5 separate regions of the Homo sapiens genome follow, and all the other regions are linked to region 5. The links are chromatin contacts, found by Hi-C or POLR2A ChIA-PET in ENCODE. All regions are on one chromosome and are shown on one strand. Each heading gives the region's core, a stretch centred on a gene start or an enhancer-like site at or near the end of the contact. The rest is flanking DNA. Distances are from core to core; before and after follow the strand shown.

The links. Hi-C counts contacts between places; a loop is a spot of excess contacts on that map. ChIA-PET counts read pairs that join two places held with the same protein, here RNA polymerase II (POLR2A). Pooled maps may share reads with other maps.
Region 1: a loop to region 5 is called in a map of B cell, with 5 times the contacts of the local background. The contact joins the enhancer-like site here to the promoter of UBC in region 5. A Hi-C loop is called at or near these places in 2 of 168 maps with a recorded cell type or tissue (B cell and CD8-positive, alpha-beta T cell), 10 of 37 single-sample maps with no recorded cell type and 13 of 50 pooled maps. POLR2A ChIA-PET finds 5 or more read pairs at or near these places in 3 of 52 experiments (T-cell, activated B cell and activated T-cell).
Region 2: a map of HCT116 shows a loop between it and region 5 (6-fold over the local background). The contact joins the enhancer-like site here to the promoter of UBC in region 5. A Hi-C loop is called at or near these places in 1 of 168 maps with a recorded cell type or tissue (HCT116). POLR2A ChIA-PET finds 5 or more read pairs at or near these places in 2 of 52 experiments (IMR-90 and K562).
Region 3: a loop to region 5 is called in a map with no recorded cell type, with 7 times the contacts of the local background. The contact joins the enhancer-like site here to the promoter of UBC in region 5. A Hi-C loop is called at or near these places in 12 of 37 single-sample maps with no recorded cell type and 5 of 50 pooled maps. POLR2A ChIA-PET finds 5 or more read pairs at or near these places in 1 of 52 experiments (Panc1).
Region 4: a loop to region 5 is called in a map of OCI-LY7, with 5 times the contacts of the local background. The contact joins the enhancer-like site here to the promoter of UBC in region 5. A Hi-C loop is called at or near these places in 1 of 168 maps with a recorded cell type or tissue (OCI-LY7) and 3 of 50 pooled maps. POLR2A ChIA-PET finds 5 or more read pairs at or near these places in 2 of 52 experiments (HEK293 and T-cell).

What each region holds. Positions count from the first base shown.
Region 1 is chr12:124,452,111-124,455,626 of GRCh38, reverse strand. The region is part of intron 8 of NCOR2 (nuclear receptor corepressor 2); the gene reads left to right. Among named protein-coding and RNA genes, the nearest start is that of NCOR2, 110 kb to the left of the region's middle. RefSeq lists enhancers at 2,368-2,427, 1,827-2,665. Within about 2 kb of position 2,071, at least 35 of the 41 ENCODE cell types and tissues checked have a DNase peak (open chromatin) inside an H3K27ac peak, as active enhancers do; they include B cell and CD8-positive, alpha-beta T cell, where a contact is called at or near this core.
Region 2 is chr12:124,631,481-124,635,016 of GRCh38, reverse strand. No RefSeq gene overlaps it. Among named protein-coding and RNA genes, the nearest start is that of NCOR2, 66 kb to the right of the region's middle. RefSeq lists enhancers at 1,405-1,454, 759-1,958. Within about 2 kb of position 1,301, at least 9 of the 41 ENCODE cell types and tissues checked have a DNase peak (open chromatin) inside an H3K27ac peak, as active enhancers do; they include HCT116 and IMR-90, where a contact is called at or near this core.
Region 3 is chr12:124,542,272-124,545,759 of GRCh38, reverse strand. The region is part of intron 1 of NCOR2 (nuclear receptor corepressor 2); the gene reads left to right. Among named protein-coding and RNA genes, the nearest start is that of NCOR2, 24 kb to the left of the region's middle. RefSeq lists enhancers at 1,186-1,720, 2,789-3,322. Within about 2 kb of position 1,784, at least 9 of the 41 ENCODE cell types and tissues checked have a DNase peak (open chromatin) inside an H3K27ac peak, as active enhancers do.
Region 4 is chr12:124,602,823-124,606,540 of GRCh38, reverse strand. LOC101927436 (a long non-coding RNA gene) reads left to right here. Exons shown (of 4, transcript XR_242964.4): 3 at 182-257; 4 at 1,263-1,518. Among named protein-coding and RNA genes, the nearest start is that of NCOR2, 37 kb to the right of the region's middle. Within about 2 kb of position 2,025, at least 4 of the 41 ENCODE cell types and tissues checked have a DNase peak (open chromatin) inside an H3K27ac peak, as active enhancers do.
Region 5 is chr12:124,913,400-124,917,469 of GRCh38, reverse strand. It overlaps UBC (ubiquitin C), which reads left to right and starts at 2,820. Exons shown (of 2, transcript NM_021009.7): 1 at 2,820-2,883; 2 at 3,696-4,070. The coding sequence starts at 3,699. MIR5188 (microRNA 5188) reads right to left here and starts at 1,923; the gene lies at 1,811-1,923. RefSeq lists enhancers at 64-333, 833-1,127, 489-1,168, 2,792-3,241, 2,566-3,523 and 1 more and silencers at 824-883, 2,242-2,581.

The DNA.
Region 1 (3,516 bases), core at 822-3,321, 460 kb after region 5:
CCCTGAAGTTTCTGCAGGCTGCTCAGTTTTGCAGTGAGAGCTCCCCAAAGCCCGGGGTCCGTCTTTTGAGGCCACTCAGGAACTACAAGCCCCGGGCTCCCAGGCCCACTCAGAAGGCAGAAGCAGGGAGGAGATGGCAAGGGCTCCTCCAGCTCAGAAGCAGGGCCCAGCTGCCCACCTGGCTGGACTCAGGAACCTCGCTGGGCTCCCCCACCCCTTCAGGGCTCTGCCCCCTCCAGGCACATCCTCGGGCCTGGGCGATCTGGGTGGTGAGCTCTGGCCTAGGGTCGTGCTTCTCTCAGTGGAAGTGATATCTGGGGAAGTTTTCAGCAGCAGCAGCTGCTGCTTGCTTGTTTTTTTGTTTTGTAAACAGCTTTATTGAGGTACAATTCACACGCATGCCATTCACTCAAAGTGTCCAGTTCAGTGGGTTTTAGTGTATTCACAGATGTGTGCAACTGTCACCACGGTCAATTTTAGAACATTCCATCATCTCAAAAAGAAACCCTTCTGTCTCTATGGATTTGCCTATTCTGGACATTTCCTATAAATGGAATCTTGCAATATGTGGTCCTTTGTGTCTGGTTTCTCTCACTCAGCATCATGTTTTCGAGGTTCATCCGTGTCGAGCGTGGGTCGGTCCTTCGTTCCTTTTTGTGGCTGAATCATATTTCACTGTAGGGGTAGGTCACGTGTTGTTTACCCACTCATCAGTCGGTGGACGTGAGATTGTTTGCATATTTGGGGTATTGTGAATAAAGTTGCTGTGAACATTAGTGTGCCGTTTCCATGTGAACGTACGTCTTCATTTCTCCTGGGTGTGTACCTAGGCGTGGAATTGCTAGATCCTCTGTTAACCCTGTTTAGCCCCTTGAGGAACTGCCCAACTGTTTTCCAAAGTGGCCGAAAAGTGGCCGTACCATTTTACATCTCCACCAGTAAGCTGCCTCTTGCCTCGGTTTCTCCTTTTCTGCCAAATAGGGATGGCAGGGTTGGATGAAGTTCCCAAGCATTTCCAGATTTCCGGGTCCTCCCGCTCCCGTTTCCTGATTGGTCCCCGGGGGCCTCCTGGGGGAAAGGGCCTGTGTCTTAGGGCCCGAGGAACACAGGCGAGGAAGCCCCTGTCCGTGGGAGTCTGTGGGCAGATGGGGGTGGGCAGCTGCTGGTGTCAGAAGCTTTGGAACCAGGGACCCCACAGTGAGTCTTCTCTGGTTCTTTGGAGACAAGGGGACGGGGTTGTCTTCCACTTGGGGATCTCAGAGCAGAGGCTTCCACAAGGCTGATGGCACAGGAGGCTAAGATCTAGTGTTTGGACTCTTGAAGGCCCCTGGCTTGGTGCCAGTCAGTGGGGACAGGGAGGACGCCTCACAGAGCTGTTGCCGTCCCATTTTCTGGATGAGGCTCAGTGAGAGGAGTGCCTTGTGCCGGGCCACACAGCAAGAGATGAGGCGTGGAGGTGTGCTGAGCCCCTGGGAGAGCGGCCGGCCAGTTCTGCACAGATCTGCCAGGCCCGAGTGGCCACAGGCATCCTCCAAGCAGAGGCAGCTGCATGGTGCACCCTCTGCAGGGTCCTGTCTACCAACTGGGTGCCAGAAGCCCGGGCCAGGGACGGCCTGAGGTGCTGTGGGTCACAGAGTCCAGTTCCCAGGGTGTCTTCCATCAGAAGCTGCAGTTCCAACGCCCCTCCCCTCGGCAGGGACGGATCCCTGTGGCCTTCCTGGAGGAATTTGCATTGGAAAGGATGAAAATAGCACCAGAGGTGCTAACCAGGGGTCGGGGGCACTGAGATGGTGGGGCACGGCCCCTCCAGCCCAGCTGTGGGGACTGGACCAGGCTGGGAGCGGGCGCAGTGGTGGAGGGCGTGCCCAGCAGCCCCGACCTCTCTGCCGCTTTGAGTCATTGCTTCCTTCCTGTTCCAAGGCGTTATTTTAAGAAGCTGGTGTCACCAGCGGGTTGAGGGCTGGGGCTGTCACTTCATTTATTGCCAGCTCAGGCCGCCTGGGACTCTGGCTCTTCCTGGTGGCCCTGCTGGCTGGCTCAAAGCCCGAGGGGGGCCGCCTCCTCCCTGGCCCCTGCTGGCTTTCTTAGTCACCACCATGCCTCATCTCTGCCTGCGCCCTGCGTCTGGCACCTGCTCCCCTTTGCCCTCTTTCTGCCCTCTGAGTGGCTGTGCCTCTGATTTTAGAGGAGACGGAGGCTGAGCAAGAGAGAGCTGGACCTTGGGGCCTCCTGGGTGCCGCCCCTACCACCCCAGGCTCCACACGCATCTAGGCCTCGATTCCCTCACTGGCGTGAGTCCCCCCAGGGGTCATTTCTCCCGGGAGGATAAGGCCTGGGGGTGAGGGACAGGGGCCAGCCATGCCCCCCAGCCTGTGTGGCTGTGGAGGTGCCTCATGGCCCCATGTGGGGACCCCGGCTAGCCTGGGCTGGGAGCCGCCAGGCCTTTGTGCAGCCCTCTCTGCAGAGGATGAGGGGGATGTTGGGGAGTCCCCTCGGGCCCTGCGTCCCCTCAGCAATGCACCTGCCAGGACATGTCACTGTCCCTCCCTCCCCCCACTCCCTTCTGGGCTTTCCAAGATGGCTGTCCTCAGCCTGTTGCCATGGCGGTGCACGGCATTCCAGGCAGCTCTGGGCCCAGAGCCTCCCCTGGGCTCCTGGGGTTCAGGGGCCTCGGGGAGTGGCTGGTGAGTGCCTCCCAGGGGGGCAGTTCCTGTTTAGAGGCCGCAGCACCCCACAGTATCCTCAGTCCTTCGGGGCCTTCGCCTTGTGGGCCCCTCACCGATGGCCGCCTTGAGAAGCAGGGGCTGTGTCCCTATCTACAGGGCAGGGGAGGAGGCCACCAAGTGGAAGTGGCCTTCCTCCCCTGTGGCTTTGGTGGGTTGGAGGCTGACCGGGCTCTTGCTGCCCCCGGGAGCCGGTCCTGCATTTCTGCACCCGCCCTGTGCCGCAGAAGCACTGTCCCCTCTGCCCACCTCGCCCTCCCAGGGCTGCGTGCTGTGGGCTTCCAGCCCCTTTCTGGCCCCCTTCGGCTGTTTGCTATCTTTAAAACCAAAACAAGACAAACACCAAATTTCACCAAGTCTGAAATTTTCTGGGCTATCCAAAATTTCCGTGAAGTAGGTCCTCTTTGACCTACACCCATATTCCAGATGAGGAAACCGAGGCTGGAGTGTTGAGGGCACTTGTCCAAGCTCACAGCTAGTGAGGGAGGAGGCACCATTTAAATTGGGGCCTATCTGTTTCCAAAACCCGAACCTTTAAGTGATGTCCGCTTGCACCTGGCCTGCATTTGATTGGCATGTGGGGAACATAAAGGAGCCAGTGTGGTTGCCCGGGTTACAGCATGGGCATCTTCACAGGGCCCCTTGCCATTCCTGAGACGAGGATTCGCACCCTCTGCAGGGATGCTGCACTGCACCCCTTCCCTCCACTGGGAAGTTCTGCAGTGAGTCTGACCGTGGGCTCTCTTGTTCCTCTGCCCACTTCTCCCTCTTGTTCAAACTTCCAGGGTCAGGG
Region 2 (3,536 bases), core at 52-2,551, 280 kb after region 5:
GCTGGTCTTGAACTCCTGAACTCAAGTGATCCATACCCGCCTTGACCTCCCAAAGTGCTGGGATTACAGGTGTGAGCCACCGCGCCCAGCCTGTATTTTGTATTTCAGTAAAAATACTGGAGACAAACGAGAGATACAAGATCATGGCAGTTCTCTCTTCTTCCACCGGACATTGCTGTGTCTGCCTAAAATGTCGAATTGGCAACAGCCATTTTGTAACCACGGGACACAGAGCAAAGTCCGCAGAGCAGAAAGGTGGAAGGATCCTGGATTCCTGGTGAGGTTGAAGCACTCAAAAGGTGGGTCTTGGTCCCCTCCGCTTGAACCCGGATGGACTTTTGTGATGACCTCAACCACTGGGTGTGGTGGAAGTGGCTGCATGAGTTCTGAGGCTTGGTCATTAAAAGTGATATGGCCGGGCGCGGTGGCTCACACCTGTAATCCCAGTACTTTGGGAGGCCGAGGTGGGCAGATCACTTGAGGTTAGGAGTTCGAGATCAGCCTGGCCAACAGAGTGAAACTTTGTCTCTAATAAAAATACAAAAATTAGCCAGATGTGGTGGCACACGCCTGTAATCCCAGCTACCTCAGAGGCTGAGGCAGGAGAATCGCTTGGGCTGGGAGGCGGAGGTTGCAGTGAGCCGAGATTGCACCACTGCTCTCCAGCCTGGGCGACAGAGTGAGTGAGACTCTGTCTCAAAAAAAAAAAAAGTGATATGGCCTCTCCTTGGATCTCTCTTGGGACACACTCAGGGGACCCCCTCATGAACTGCAGGAAAGACGTCTGGCTTTCCTGAAGCCACCATGCTGAAATGAACACACAAGCAGGAGAGCGACGCCCGAGGAGGACCAGCTGTTTGAGTCTGCCCAGCCCAGGTGTCAGACTGTAAATGAAGACGGCAGCCAGATGACACTGCCAGCCACCAGCCCCTCTGACTGCACCCTCCAAGAGATCCAGAGCTCAAACCGCCCTGGGGAGCCACTCCCGAGATCTTACCCCCAGAAACCATGAGGTAGAGAATGATTCTTGTTGCTTTAATCCTCCAAGTTTGGGGGGTGATTTGTTGTGTAGTCAGAGATAACGAATACGCCACCTTCATTCTGAGCATTCATCATATGAAGTAATACGTCTTCCTTATTGCTTAAGCCAGAGGTCGGTGAAAATTTTCTGTAAAGGGCAGACATTAAATATAATTTTAGGCTTTCCAGATCACATGGTCTCTATTGCAATGACTCAGCTTGCCGTTGTTGCATGAAAGCAGCCATCGGCAATAGAAATGGGTGGGCGTAACTGCATTCCTATAGACCTTCATTAACAAAAACAAGGAGCCAGACCATAAGCAGCAGTTTGTTGACCCCTGGTTAAAGCCATTTTTGAGTTAAGTTTTCTGTTACTTGCAGCCCAAAACATACTGTTACAACTATCCAATCAGAGAGCTCCAGGCAAAGGGCAACCACAAGAGGCTCTAGGGTGTGTGCATAGTTCTCTGGGGTGTGTGCCTGGGCTCTGGGGTGTGTGCATAGTTCTCTGGGGTGTGTGCCTGGGCTCTGAGGTGTGTGTGAGCTCTGAGGTGTGTGCATAGTTCTCGGGGGTGTGTGCATCGTTCTCTGGGGTGTGTTCTTGGGCTCTGGGGTGTATGCCTGGGCTCTGGAGTGTGTGCACAGGTCTGAAAATGTGTGTAGAAGTCAGGATGTGTACACAGGTCTGAGTGTGTTGTGTGGGCTCTATGGTGTGTGCCAAGATCTGGGGTGTGCATGGGTTCTGGGGGTGTATGTGTGAGCCCTAGCATTATGCGAATGGGCTCTGGGATGTATGCACAGGTCTGAGTGTGTGCATGAGCACACAGGTCTGAGTGTATGTGTGAGAGCTCTGGGGGTGTGTGCATGAGCTCTGGGGGTATGTACAGGTCGGGATGGGTGTGTATGAGCTCTGGGGGGGTGTGCACAGGTCTGGGTGTGTGTGTTTCTGTGTGTGTGTGAGCTCTGGAAGTGTGTGCATAGGCTCTGGGGTGTATGCATAAGCACACAGGTCTGGGTGTGGGTGTGTGAGCTCTCGGGGTATGGGCACGGGTTCTGGGGATGCATGCCTGAGCCCTGAGCGGGCCCCACTCACCCACCATCTTATCTACTGAGACAAGAAGGGCTGGGCTGTTCGTTCATGAAGTCTCCTGGGCATCTCTTATCATGTGATCCCCAGCCTCTGCGTCCTCCTCCTCCTCACAGGCTCCAGGATCTCTGGAATCCAACTCACTGGACGCCCAGCCAGTCAGGCAGGCAGGGAGTGTGGAGGCCTCCCCTCAAGTAAGGACCTAATGGCTAAAGCTGGGCATGGGACAGGCCTGTGCAAAGAGAGGAGAGGGAGGAAGGACCAGGGTGTGCTGGAAGCGTATCCTCCCTCTCCCCGGCCTCTCTCCTCCCACCTCAGATGGGCCTGGAGGAGATTAGCTTCACTCACGGCAGTAATTGTTTGCTGAGTGCTTGCTGTGTTTTAAGCTCAGCATTTACAAGCAGGTGACATGGAGAACTCTAGGTGCTGGACATGCTGTTAGCCCCATTTCATGGACGAGGGAATGGGCGAACAGAGAGGGAAGTCACTGTCCTGGGGACCCACAATAGGAGGCAGGATGCCCACCCAGGCTGGCTGTCCCCACGCCAAGATCTAGGATGAGTCCTCAGTCAAAGCCAGAGCAGACCCAACGGAACCGCTCAGCCCCCTGACAAGGCAATGAGTCTCGCCGGCCAGGGGGGCTCTGCCCCCGCCCCCACCCAGGTGGGTCCCCTGCCCCCAGGCTGGCAAGGTGCTGGGGGGCTGATGCCGGAGCCCCTGCTGCTTGCCGCCTGCCTGCTCATCTTGTTTGTTCCAATTATGTCAAGTAAGTCATTATAATTTTATGTTTTTTAGATTAACATTTTTGCTCAAGGGCATAGTAATTAGCAAGCGGCTGGGAGTTGAACGATTCTGAGCAATAGCAAGGGAAAGTTTTTCCCAGTATATCTTTGGAGAGGCCTAGAGGCTTCTGGGCTGCCCAGGCAGCCCCTTAGCTCCAGGAGACGGAGGTTTGCACAGTACAGACAGGCTGGGTGAGAACAAAATGGCCCCGAAGTCCTGTCCACCAGCCCAGGGCGGTGTGGGGGCCACACAGCAGAGGGGCGCCCCACGGCCGAGACTTCCCATCACATCTGTCCCTGGGGAGTCCCTGCTGGGGAATTCCTCTCCCTCTACCCATTTTCCAGGTGCCTTATCTGTGTTGTCCAGGGCCTAGAATTGTGTGTGGCACACAGTAAGCGCCCAGTAAATGCTTACTAATTAAATAAATGGAGAGAGGTTACAAACTGGGGGCTCGTAGGCAAATCCAGCCCTTGATGTGTTAAACTGAGCCAGCACAATCTATTTTATACCTTTCTTTCTTTTTCTTTTCTTTCTTTCTTTTTTTTTCTTTTTTTGAGACAGAGTCTTGCTCTGTCACCCAGGCTGGAGTGCAACAGTGCGATCTTGGCTCACTGCAAGCTCCAGCCCCCGGCTTCACGCCATTCTC
Region 3 (3,488 bases), core at 535-3,034, 370 kb after region 5:
GGCGGCGCAGGGAAGCAGCGTGGCTCACTCTGTGGAGTATGTGGGGCCACTGGGCTGTTTCAGTTTCTGCTGCGTTTCTTGCTCTGACTCAGGGCCCTGACCCCAGCCGGGCCACTTGGGCTTCTGAACGCCTGCTGGGCTGAGCTGAGCTCACCGGTACATGAGAAAGATCCCGGGCTGAGCTGCCCTTGCCTGGCGTCTTTGGGCCTTGGTTTTCCCATCTGTGTGGTGGGGGCTTCGAGGGTCCCCGTGTGTCGGTGGGTTGGTGTGGAGGGATTGGGTGTGGACACCAGGGGCTGAAAGCTGATGGGGACCCATGGGGAAACCTGTGCCTCGGACCCCTCCAGACCAGAGGCTCCTGCAGAGCCCTGCCCATGGAAGATCTGGGTCAGGGGCTGCCTTGTCTCTGGGTGCTTCTGTTGTCACTGGCCTCTGGCCCCAGCCTGGTGGTCACCAAAGCCTATGTTTCCCCTGGGCCTGCTGCGGAGGTGGGAGGCAGGGAAGGTGGGCTCTTATCCAGTCCTCTCATCGTGGCCCTCCGAGACTCTGCTCCCTCCCCCTGGGCCCCGCTTCTGGGTGTTCGAGGTGCTGGGGACATTGGTGTCTCAGTAGGGTTGCAGGCTGGCAAGGGGCCCTGGGGAGGTGGCCTGGTGAACCCCGATGGTGAGCTTCAACTGAGCACTGCTGGGTGCCAGGTTGTAAATTTCTCTTCAGAGTAGCCCCTGGCATCATCCCCGTTTTACAGATGGGCACACTGAGGTTCCGAGAAGCAAGGCACCTTCCTCAGGCTTTAAAAAATGACAGCACTAGGGCTGGAGCGGGAGCCAGCCTGATTTTAGCCACCTAATATAATTGCCTCCGTTTCACCGAGAGGAAACTGCCTCTGCGAAGTTGAGCAGCACACACAGGGGTCGCAGTCTCCTGCCAAGATGAGATGGCTCAGGGATTTGATCTGGGTCTCAGGCCCATTTGGGGCCCACCGGGGACTCTGTATGTCAGCCCCACTTGTGCCTGGCTGTCCCCTCCTGTGTGTGGGCACCGGCTGAATGGTGGAAGCAGGTCCCTCCTGGGAGCAGGTCACGGGTGCTGGGGCTGCATCCCTGACCTACCCTGGGCCCGGGCGGGTGTGGAGGCAGAGGAGGATGTCCTGGGGGTTTGAGTGGGGGCGGAGCCTGCTTGTGAGGTGGAAGGTGGGGCAACTGAATCAGTGTGGGCCACCCTCCCACCCTGAATATCCCCAGGCCCTCGTGACAAATCTCTTTCACCATCTCTTGACCCAGCAATTAATTGCTTCTGGCGGATGGTGCCCCCGCCCTCCAGGGAGCTTCTAAAGGCCAGACCCTGCTCCTGGGCGGGCAGCCCGGGGCAGAGGCTGGGGAGAGTCTGCAGTGGTTTTTCTGTTCAGCTGCAGATTCAGGGGTCCCCAGGCCAGGCAGCCTCTCTGGGAGAAGCCAGCAGCTGACATTTTGGGGTACTTGCTCTGCCTATCTGTGGGGCTAAACCTGAGTTCATCTACAGCATACTGTGAGGCAGGTGTTGTGATGTTCCTCTTTTACAGACAGGGTCACTGCGGGGCATAGAGAGGTTTCCCGAAGCTTCCATCTCATCCAGCAGTCTCCAGTGCACCCTTTCCATTCATCTCCCTCCCCGCTGGGGCTCCCCGGGCAGGGGGTGCCGGGCAGAGGCGGCGTCGCTGGTGCTGACTGACGCTGAGTGTGGATCCCAGTCCTGGGAACTCTCTGGGAGGGCTTTCTTGCCTCACTGCCTCCATCTGCACAGGGGGAGGATGTGGGGCGGTTGTTAAGAATTAAACGAGTTAATCATCGTAAGGGGCTTAGCATTGTGCGGAGGCAGCGAAACCCTGAGCTTCAGGCACCGAGGGGCTGTCGGTGCCTGTGAGGGTGAGGGGGCTGGACAGACAGGTGGACGGACAGCTGGCCTTTCCGTGCTGCCGCGTGGGGCCTCCGCGGCCTCCCGGCCTGGGCTGCGCTCCCTGCCCTGTCGTGGCCCGTGCTTGGCCATGAGCCAGGCTGCTGCCACCCCGACAGAGCCCGCGTCCCCCTTCCCTCCCAAAAGCGGTCGATACCCCGGCTCCTTCCTGGCCTCTAATTGCTCCTGCCGGCTGCTGTCTCTGATGGCGGCCCCACACCCCGCAGCGAGGAGAGGGGCGGCGAGGTTTCTGGGAAGCCTAGTCCCTGCTAAATCCACGGCGCTGTCGGGGTGGAGAATGGAGTGGCCGAGGGCAGAGGGTCAGATGCTCGGGGTCCCGTCTCCCCGCCCCTCACTGGCTGTGTGACCTGGGGCAGGTAACCCCGTGTGGGTCTGTTTCCCCACCCCTGAAACAGGGTCCGGACAGTGGAGATGCACGTGGCCTGGCAGGAAGTGAGGGCTGTTATTATTGTGATGATCGTTGTCATGGTTTTTTGCAGCGGCTCCTCCCCAGTCGCTATGCCCGGTGTCAGTGCAGCCTTCCTTGTTGGGAGCAGACAGGTGGCCCTGGGGCTGGGGCGCGTTCCTGGGCAGGGCACGGGGTTGCTCCTCAGTCCCCCTCTGGACGGGGCTGCGGCCCATCCCCACCTCCCTACTGATCCCATTGCAGGCCCTGATCACTCACATCCATGCTGCCAGCCCCCTTGGCCTTGGTCTGGTGGCCCTTGCCCTAGCTGGTGGAGGAGGGATGGGAGGGAGAGAGGCTGTGACCCCCATCTTCGCCCACCCACCCGCCCTTGGCTGTTGCAGTCCAGTGGGGACTGAGACCTTGGTGAACTCTGGGTGGCTGCCTCTGCAGATTCCAGGAGGGCTGGCACGGGGCAGGCTGCCTCAGCTGTCCCTGGAGAAGGAAAACATATCCCGGCGGCTTCTCAATGGAAGGGCTGCGGAGCCTGCCTCCCTCCCGCTCTGGCTGTCTGGACTGCTGGCTACCACAGGGACGGGGACCAGGTGACACCACTGCAGGAGACAGGGGAGGCTCCTTGTTCACCCCGTGTGGGAAGATGTATCCGGTGGACCCCGGCCGGCCCTGGGAGGGCGGTGAGCCGCCTCCATGTCTCACGGCACCTAGGTTGTGCTGTGCTGGAAGTCCCCAAACTCCAGCCTGCAGGGAAGGCTTCTGGGAGTCATGCCTGCCCCTTGGGGGCCAGGGTCTGATCTGTGGGTCTGCGGGGTCCAGTTTAGAGCTTCTGCGGAGCACGCCCCGAGGCTGGCTCATGCTGGCCTGGCAGGTTCCTAGGGCCTGGGACGGGCGCTGAGGGTCTTGGCCTCGGTGCCCAGGGCAGAGGTGGCCTGGAGTGGAGCCTGGGCTGCTGTCGCCCACCTCGCCCATCTCTGTGGGCCCTGTGGGTGCTCAATCAACACCCGTCCTTCTCCCTTCTGGAAGATGTCCCTCATGTGGCCCTGCCAAGGGTGTGGCTGTTGTGGCCGGTGTGGCCGCTGGTCAGGGGAGGCTGGGCTGAGAGGGAGGATTTATACTGAGCCCTGGGCTTGAGTAA
Region 4 (3,718 bases), core at 776-3,275, 310 kb after region 5:
CACGTGACCTTCCCATGTGTCTCTGTCCTCTTTTTATAAGGGCACCGGTCATACTGGATTTAGGGCCTGCTCTACTCTAGCAAGACCTCATCTTAACCAATTACATCTGCCATGACCCTGTTTCCAAATCAGGTCACATTCTAAGGTTTGGGAGTTAAGATTTCCACATATCTTTTTGCAGAGCACACAATTTAACCCAGGACAGCAGGGAGACAGCACCCCAGGCCGAGTGAAGGGGAGGACCGCACAGGCAAACGGTGAGCACCCAGGCAGGGGACGGCTGTGGCTCTTGGGCCCTTTCTTCCTGCAAACCTTCCTCGTGAAGAAAAGAATGAAGCCGAGTTCTGTAGGACATGGGGAGAAAGAGGCCCTGATCCGCCCCAGTCCAGCTGAAAGCCTTCTCCCTGCAAATTGCCAACTCTCCCCACGACCTCCGTCCCCACCTCACTTCCCTCGCTCCCTCCTTGCGGTTCAGGCAGCCAGACCCTCTTATCACTCACACACACAGCTTCCTTTTTAGCCCAAAGGTCGTTATTTTAACACCTGTTGGGAAAACAAGCAGGTTACTCCCAGGGGGTAGGGAAGAGGAGGGAAGAGGGGAGATGCTATTTGTAGGGCTGACACCTGCCCCCTGCCCCTCAAAGCAAGGCAGGAGCAGAAGCAGGGGCCAGGCACGCCTCTCCCCTGTTTCCTGACCTCTGGAGCCACTCTAACTCCAGCTGCCTTCACTGCTTAACAAACCAGCCCCAAACTTAGCCACTTAAAACAACAGCCGCCACTTATCTGCTCAGAATTCTGCAATTTGGGCAGGATCAGGCATCGTGGTGGTCCCCACCCCACGTGTGTTATCTGGGGGGCTCAGCTGGGGCTGGATGGCCCAGCACGGCATCACCCACATTGTTTAGCACTGGAGCTGGGTACACTCTTCTCTCTCCCCTTGTAACTCATCTCCCAGGCTTCACTCTGTCCCTGCGGTCTCTCCCTCTTCTAGAACCTGGCCTGAGCTACTTTGCGGGCCAGCTGGATTCCAAGAGAGAGAAAATAGAAGTCGCCAGGTCTCTTAAGGCTTAATCCAGAACTGCAGGGAGTCACCTCCACAGCATCCCGGGGGTCAAAGGATTCACAGAGCCTGCCCACTTTCAAGGGGTGGGGACACAGACTCCACCTCCCATGGGAGAGGTTGCAGGCCCCTGCAGGGAGGGGGAGCACTGCTGGCAGCCATCTTTGCAGGCAACCCTCACACTCTTCCATTTGGCCTCCAGCTGGCCTGGCGAGGCACCAGAGGCTGTAGAGGAAAGCGCCTCCCACCTGTGAGATGCCAACAAGATACCCAGGGTCTGAAGAGTCTTAAAAGAAAAGCAAGGAGCGGGGGTATGATATCCGACCAAAGAGCAAACGCCCGAGCCACTTGGCACTGCACTCTAACTGGGAGGCTGAGCACACAAATTAGATGTTTGTAAGAATAAACAGTCATTAGAACTCGAGAACTAGAGGAGAAATAAACATCATTTCAAGATATTTGACTAATTTGGCTCTGAGCTCTGCCTGCCTGTGAATGTGCTGGTTTCTGGCTTGCGGGGATGCCTGTGTATCTGTGCATGCTTCTTGTTAGCCCTCTTGGTTACGTGTCCTTACTGAGTGCCAAAGTCTCCTCTGTAAAATGGGGATAACAGCAACACCCAACTCAAGGGTGTTGGGAGAGTGGAACAAGGAAATACACACAAATTGATTAAAACAGAGCCTGGCACCTATAGTAAGTGCTCAAGAAATGTGAGCAATACTCTACATTTGCTCACATATTCATTCGTTCAGCAAATATGCAGAGGGTCCCAGCCAGGGGAGGCCCTGTTCCTAGTGTTAGGGATCAAAAGACAGTGAGATTCCTCGTGCCAGCTGATGCCAGGCACACGGTGGGCGCCCAGGAACAGATTTTTGAAGAATGAATGTATGGGGCATGGACTTTGCCTTCAAGAGCTGTGGCCTGGGGAGGAGACAGACTTGTAAATAAATCACTGCAAACACTGTCATGATAAATGCAAAGCAGTTCCAGCTATAAATTTCACCTAAAGTACAGTAAAAGGACCGGCCCTGATGGTGGAATTTCAGAGACAGAGGCCAAGGCAGGGAACAGTGCTGCGGGAATGAGGCCCTCTTAGATGCTTTGAAATTGTACCAGGAAGACCACAGCCCCTGAACCCAGTTCAGAGTGGAGACAGCAGGGCAGGGAAGCCCTCACACCGTGGATGATGACAGGTACACACTTTGGAGGACTCAGGCCACTGGGCTGGATGACCCTGGCCATCCCCCTGCCTCAGGGCCCATGGCCCCCAAACCAGGGGCTCCTAGTTTCCAGCAGGAACTGCAGGTGGCACAGAAGGGCCTGCAGGATGGGCTGCCGTGGCGGGCGGGTTTTAGAGCGAGTGGCTTCTGAGTCTGTCTGTGCAAGTTAATGAGCGGCTCTGGACATTTAATCAAAACCAGACATCTCCTCACGGCTGTCTGCTGCGAGCAGCGCCGGTGTGTGCAGAGGTTCTTCCTCAGGCCGCAGAGGGGCCCTGACTGTTTTCAGGGCCTCTGGCCAAGACTGGGATGGTCTGCAGGCCGCAGCACCTGGGACTTGAGTGGAGGCCCCATTTCCAGTCCCCACCAGCTGCCAGAGCCCCTGAGTGTGCATCTAGAATGGAGCCCCCGCCCAAGGCCCCTAGGTAATTTGCAGGGCCTGGTGCAGAATGGAAACACAGGGTCCCATGCTCAAAAATGATGAGGAATTTCCAGATGAGAACAGGAGAGCTTCGAACCAAACGTGGTTTCCGACTGTGGGGCCCTCGGTGTGGCAGGCTCAGGAAACTGAGCTGAAAAAAATACAAGACGATTGTTGGGGGGATCTTCACTTTGGCCTCAGCAAGCAGTGTTGAGTGCCTGGCTGGCTGTGGTGTCAAGCTGCGGTCAGTGCCTTGCATCCAAGAGGTGCTGAATAAATGCTCATTCCCAGAATTGAGTTGCGTTGTGCAGATGGCACTGGGAAGACACGCCCTCATCCTCTGGGGCCTGCTGCAGTCCCTCCCTGCCCTGGCTGCTCATCAGTGGAGACAGAAGGGTAAGAGGCAGACGGAGAAGGGGAAGCATTAACACTTCCCTCCTGGAGGCCCTGAGAATGCTGGAGGGGCACATGGGACCCAGCTGTGGACAGAGGTCCCAGATGTAGAATGATGAGCAGTTACCTCCCACCGAGCCCAAAGGGACCACACCAGATCCATGGGAATAAATAAAACCCACCTCCCTCTCCGGCCTCCCAGGCCCTCTGAGACCTGGCCACCGCCACTGTCCCCATCTCCCAGTGTGGTCTGGCCTCACGAGCCTCCTTGTCGTTTCCTGGACGTTGCAAGCTTGTTCTGACCTCGGAACCTCCGTACGTGCAGTTCCTGCTACCAAGTCTTCTCTCCCCCAAGACACTCACAGGCTCAGCTCCTCTCCTTATTCTGGTCTCTGTCCGAATATTGCAAATGTCCCCATGTTGCAGCCCCTCCCTGGTGCTCCTTCATCCTCTTCCTTCGGCTCCATCTTTCCTTGTGGCCCTCAGCATCATATTTTGTATTCACTGTCTCTCTCCCTCTAACGTCAGCTTCCTGGAGGCAGAGACCTCTTCTGTCTTGCTTATCTTTGTGCTGCCAAAACTGTGAGGTATCCCCAAATGTTAGTCAGCTCCCTCATTTCACCA
Region 5 (4,070 bases), core at 1,571-4,070:
GGCGCTGATCCAACCCCGCCCTCCCCAGCTGCAGCCCAGCACCCCGGCCCTTTGTGAGCTCAGCTCATCACACGCTCCCTTCCGCCTGCCAATCCCGCCCTGTTGCTGGGCCTCTGTCCCTTCTCCATTGGTGCCAGCTCTGAAGCAATCTTTTCTGGGGCGCCTGCAAAGGACGGATCTGTGGGTGGAACGAACTGAAAACGGATCCAGTGACTCATCCCGATTCTTGCACATTCTAGCACATCGCATTCTAGGTCAGCAGGGTTTAGGTTTTAAGAGCGTGACTTGATACCTGACTCCTGAGTCCAAGTGGGACATTTAGACTTTGGGAACCCTTTCGGAAAACAGAAAAGCAGTTGTTGCAACAACAAAAATCCTTTGTAGGACAGGGTTTCTTAATTTCAGCACTATTAATATGTTGGGTCTGATAATTCTTTGTTGTGGGGGACTGTCCCTCATAGAATGTTCAGTGGCATCCCTGGTGTCTACCAACAGTGCTAGTATTAGTAGTAGCATCCCCTAACCTCCCCTGAGTTGTGACAACCAAGAATATCTCCAGATATTGCCAAATGTCCCCTGAAAGAGCAAATCACTCCTTGTTGAGAACCATTGTTGTAGAGAAACATCAGACACCTGCGTTTTGGGAGGCCATTTTCTTCCCTGTCACCTCAGTGACTTTGGAGAAAGGTTTATTTCTGTTTGCTTCAATAACCATTTAAGTCAGGGAATGCTGGGATGTTTTCAATAATTTTTTTCTGCTAGAGACAACATTGGTTTCTCTTTGCAGCTAACCTTTGGCCCATTACCCACCCTACCCTCATCCCCTCTTCTTCCTTTTTCCTCCTCCTGTCCTCCTCTCCCGCCCCTGCCTCTGCAGTTAGGGCTGTTTTTTCTCTGTACCTTTTGGACTCTGAAAAAAGCTATGTCACAAAGCTGGTGACTCAGCCTTTAAACAACATGAATCACAAGGCTTGCAGCAGAGTAACAGCCAAAAGCAACCAGGGCGTGGTTGAAAGCCAGGCCTGGTCACCTCAGAAAGAATCTCAGCTTTTTAATCCCTTCAAAACTCCTTCCCGAAATGTAGGGGAAAAACAAAAAACAAAAACTTTGCAGAAATGTGTATTGGAAATCACTGGGGTATCCTGCCAATCCTGGAAAATGACACTTTTATTATTCGTTTTAATTTCCCAGTAACACATGAATTCATTCTCTTTAAAATGTTAAAAATTGGAGATGTCAAAGTCTGTTTTGAACAATGCACAGATCTTGGATTTTCATAAATACACAGAAACATGGGTTACCATAGAAAATATATAGCAGGTTCATTTTGCTTTGATGCATATTTTAAGTCTGCCGTTTAAATAATGTAATGTTCATAACTTAAAACAAGAATGCAGCCTTTTCCTAATGGCAAAATATTTTTCAGTTGGTAGCCTCTTTTTCTCTTTTTTTTGAAGCTTTTAAGGGTAGAAATCAAAATAGCCTCCCTACCTCCAATACATTTGTAGAAACAGGGACTATTTGTAGAAGAGTCCAGAAGGAACAGTGGCTGGGAAATTGAGGGCATGAGGGAGACTTTTCACTGTACACTTTAAAAAGACACATTTAAAAAATCTCACCATGTTCGTATATTTTAAAACATTTAAAAAATATACTGAAGAAATGACACGTAGGGATCACAAAATAGGTTGTGGTAAAAATTTAAAAAGCTGGCTGGTGATGCTTTTCTCCCCACTTCTTTTACCAAAATAGAATTGCCCTGTAGAATTACATTTCATATTTGACACCCTACCCTGCACTGAAATAAGGTTGGGATTCTATTCCTGTCTTTTAAAATCTCCGGTTTAAATGGGTCCGATTATTGAATGGATCCTGCTTACAATAATCGTACCCATTGAAACCAGAGAAATTTCCATGCCTCCCTGTTGGCATCAAGTAGGACCTTTCCATACCTGGCCCTCAGAATGTACAGGAAGGTGGAAGAACAGTCTAGAAGGATGTCGTTCGCTCAGCCTTGCGTTCCAGCTAAAATAAAACTGTGTGGGGTTTCCGCCTCTTTTTTCCAAATTTAACCTGGACACCCAGCTCCTCTGCAGTGTCTCCCCTGGAAAGTTCTCGAGCGTTCCCCAGCTTTAGGGCCACGCCCGCCCTGAGATCTGCCGAGTCATTGTCCTTGTCCCGCGGCCCCGGGAGCCCCCCGCGACCGGCCTGGGAGGCTCAGGGAGGTTGAAGGGGGCTGAGCAAAGGAAGCCCCGTCATTACCTCAAATGTGACCCAAAAATAAAGACCCGTCCATCTCGCAGGGTGGGCCAGGGCGGGTCAGGAGGGAGGGGAGGGAGACCCCGACTCTGCAGAAGGCGCTCGCTGCGTGCCCCACGTCCGCCGAACGCGGGGTTCGCGACCCGAGGGGACCGCGGGGGCTGAGGGGAGGGGCCGCGGAGCCGCGGCTAAGGAACGCGGGCCGCCCACCCGCTCCCGGTGCAGCGGCCTCCGCGCCGGGTTTTGGCGCCTCCCGCGGGCGCCCCCCTCCTCACGGCGAGCGCTGCCACGTCAGACGAAGGGCGCAGCGAGCGTCCTGATCCTTCCGCCCGGACGCTCAGGACAGCGGCCCGCTGCTCATAAGACTCGGCCTTAGAACCCCAGTATCAGCAGAAGGACATTTTAGGACGGGACTTGGGTGACTCTAGGGCACTGGTTTTCTTTCCAGAGAGCGGAACAGGCGAGGAAAAGTAGTCCCTTCTCGGCGATTCTGCGGAGGGATCTCCGTGGGGCGGTGAACGCCGATGATTATATAAGGACGCGCCGGGTGTGGCACAGCTAGTTCCGTCGCAGCCGGGATTTGGGTCGCAGTTCTTGTTTGTGGATCGCTGTGATCGTCACTTGGTGAGTAGCGGGCTGCTGGGCTGGCCGGGGCTTTCGTGGCCGCCGGGCCGCTCGGTGGGACGGAGGCGTGTGGAGAGACCGCCAAGGGCTGTAGTCTGGGTCCGCGAGCAAGGTTGCCCTGAACTGGGGGTTGGGGGGAGCGCAGCAAAATGGCGGCTGTTCCCGAGTCTTGAATGGAAGACGCTTGTGAGGCGGGCTGTGAGGTCGTTGAAACAAGGTGGGGGGCATGGTGGGCGGCAAGAACCCAAGGTCTTGAGGCCTTCGCTAATGCGGGAAAGCTCTTATTCGGGTGAGATGGGCTGGGGCACCATCTGGGGACCCTGACGTGAAGTTTGTCACTGACTGGAGAACTCGGTTTGTCGTCTGTTGCGGGGGCGGCAGTTATGGCGGTGCCGTTGGGCAGTGCACCCGTACCTTTGGGAGCGCGCGCCCTCGTCGTGTCGTGACGTCACCCGTTCTGTTGGCTTATAATGCAGGGTGGGGCCACCTGCCGGTAGGTGTGCGGTAGGCTTTTCTCCGTCGCAGGACGCAGGGTTCGGGCCTAGGGTAGGCTCTCCTGAATCGACAGGCGCCGGACCTCTGGTGAGGGGAGGGATAAGTGAGGCGTCAGTTTCTCTGGTCGGTTTTATGTACCTATCTTCTTAAGTAGCTGAAGCTCCGGTTTTGAACTATGCGCTCGGGGTTGGCGAGTGTGTTTTGTGAAGTTTTTTAGGCACCTTTTGAAATGTAATCATTTGGGTCAATATGTAATTTTCAGTGTTAGACTAGTAAATTGTCCGCTAAATTCTGGCCGTTTTTGGCTTTTTTGTTAGACAATGCAGATCTTCGTGAAGACTCTGACTGGTAAGACCATCACCCTCGAGGTTGAGCCCAGTGACACCATCGAGAATGTCAAGGCAAAGATCCAAGATAAGGAAGGCATCCCTCCTGACCAGCAGAGGCTGATCTTTGCTGGAAAACAGCTGGAAGATGGGCGCACCCTGTCTGACTACAACATCCAGAAAGAGTCCACCCTGCACCTGGTGCTCCGTCTCAGAGGTGGGATGCAAATCTTCGTGAAGACACTCACTGGCAAGACCATCACCCTTGAGGTCGAGCCCAGTGACACCATCGAGAACGTCAAAGCAAAGATCCAGGACAAGGAAGGCATTCCTCCTGACCAGCAGAGGTTGATCTTTGCCGGAAAG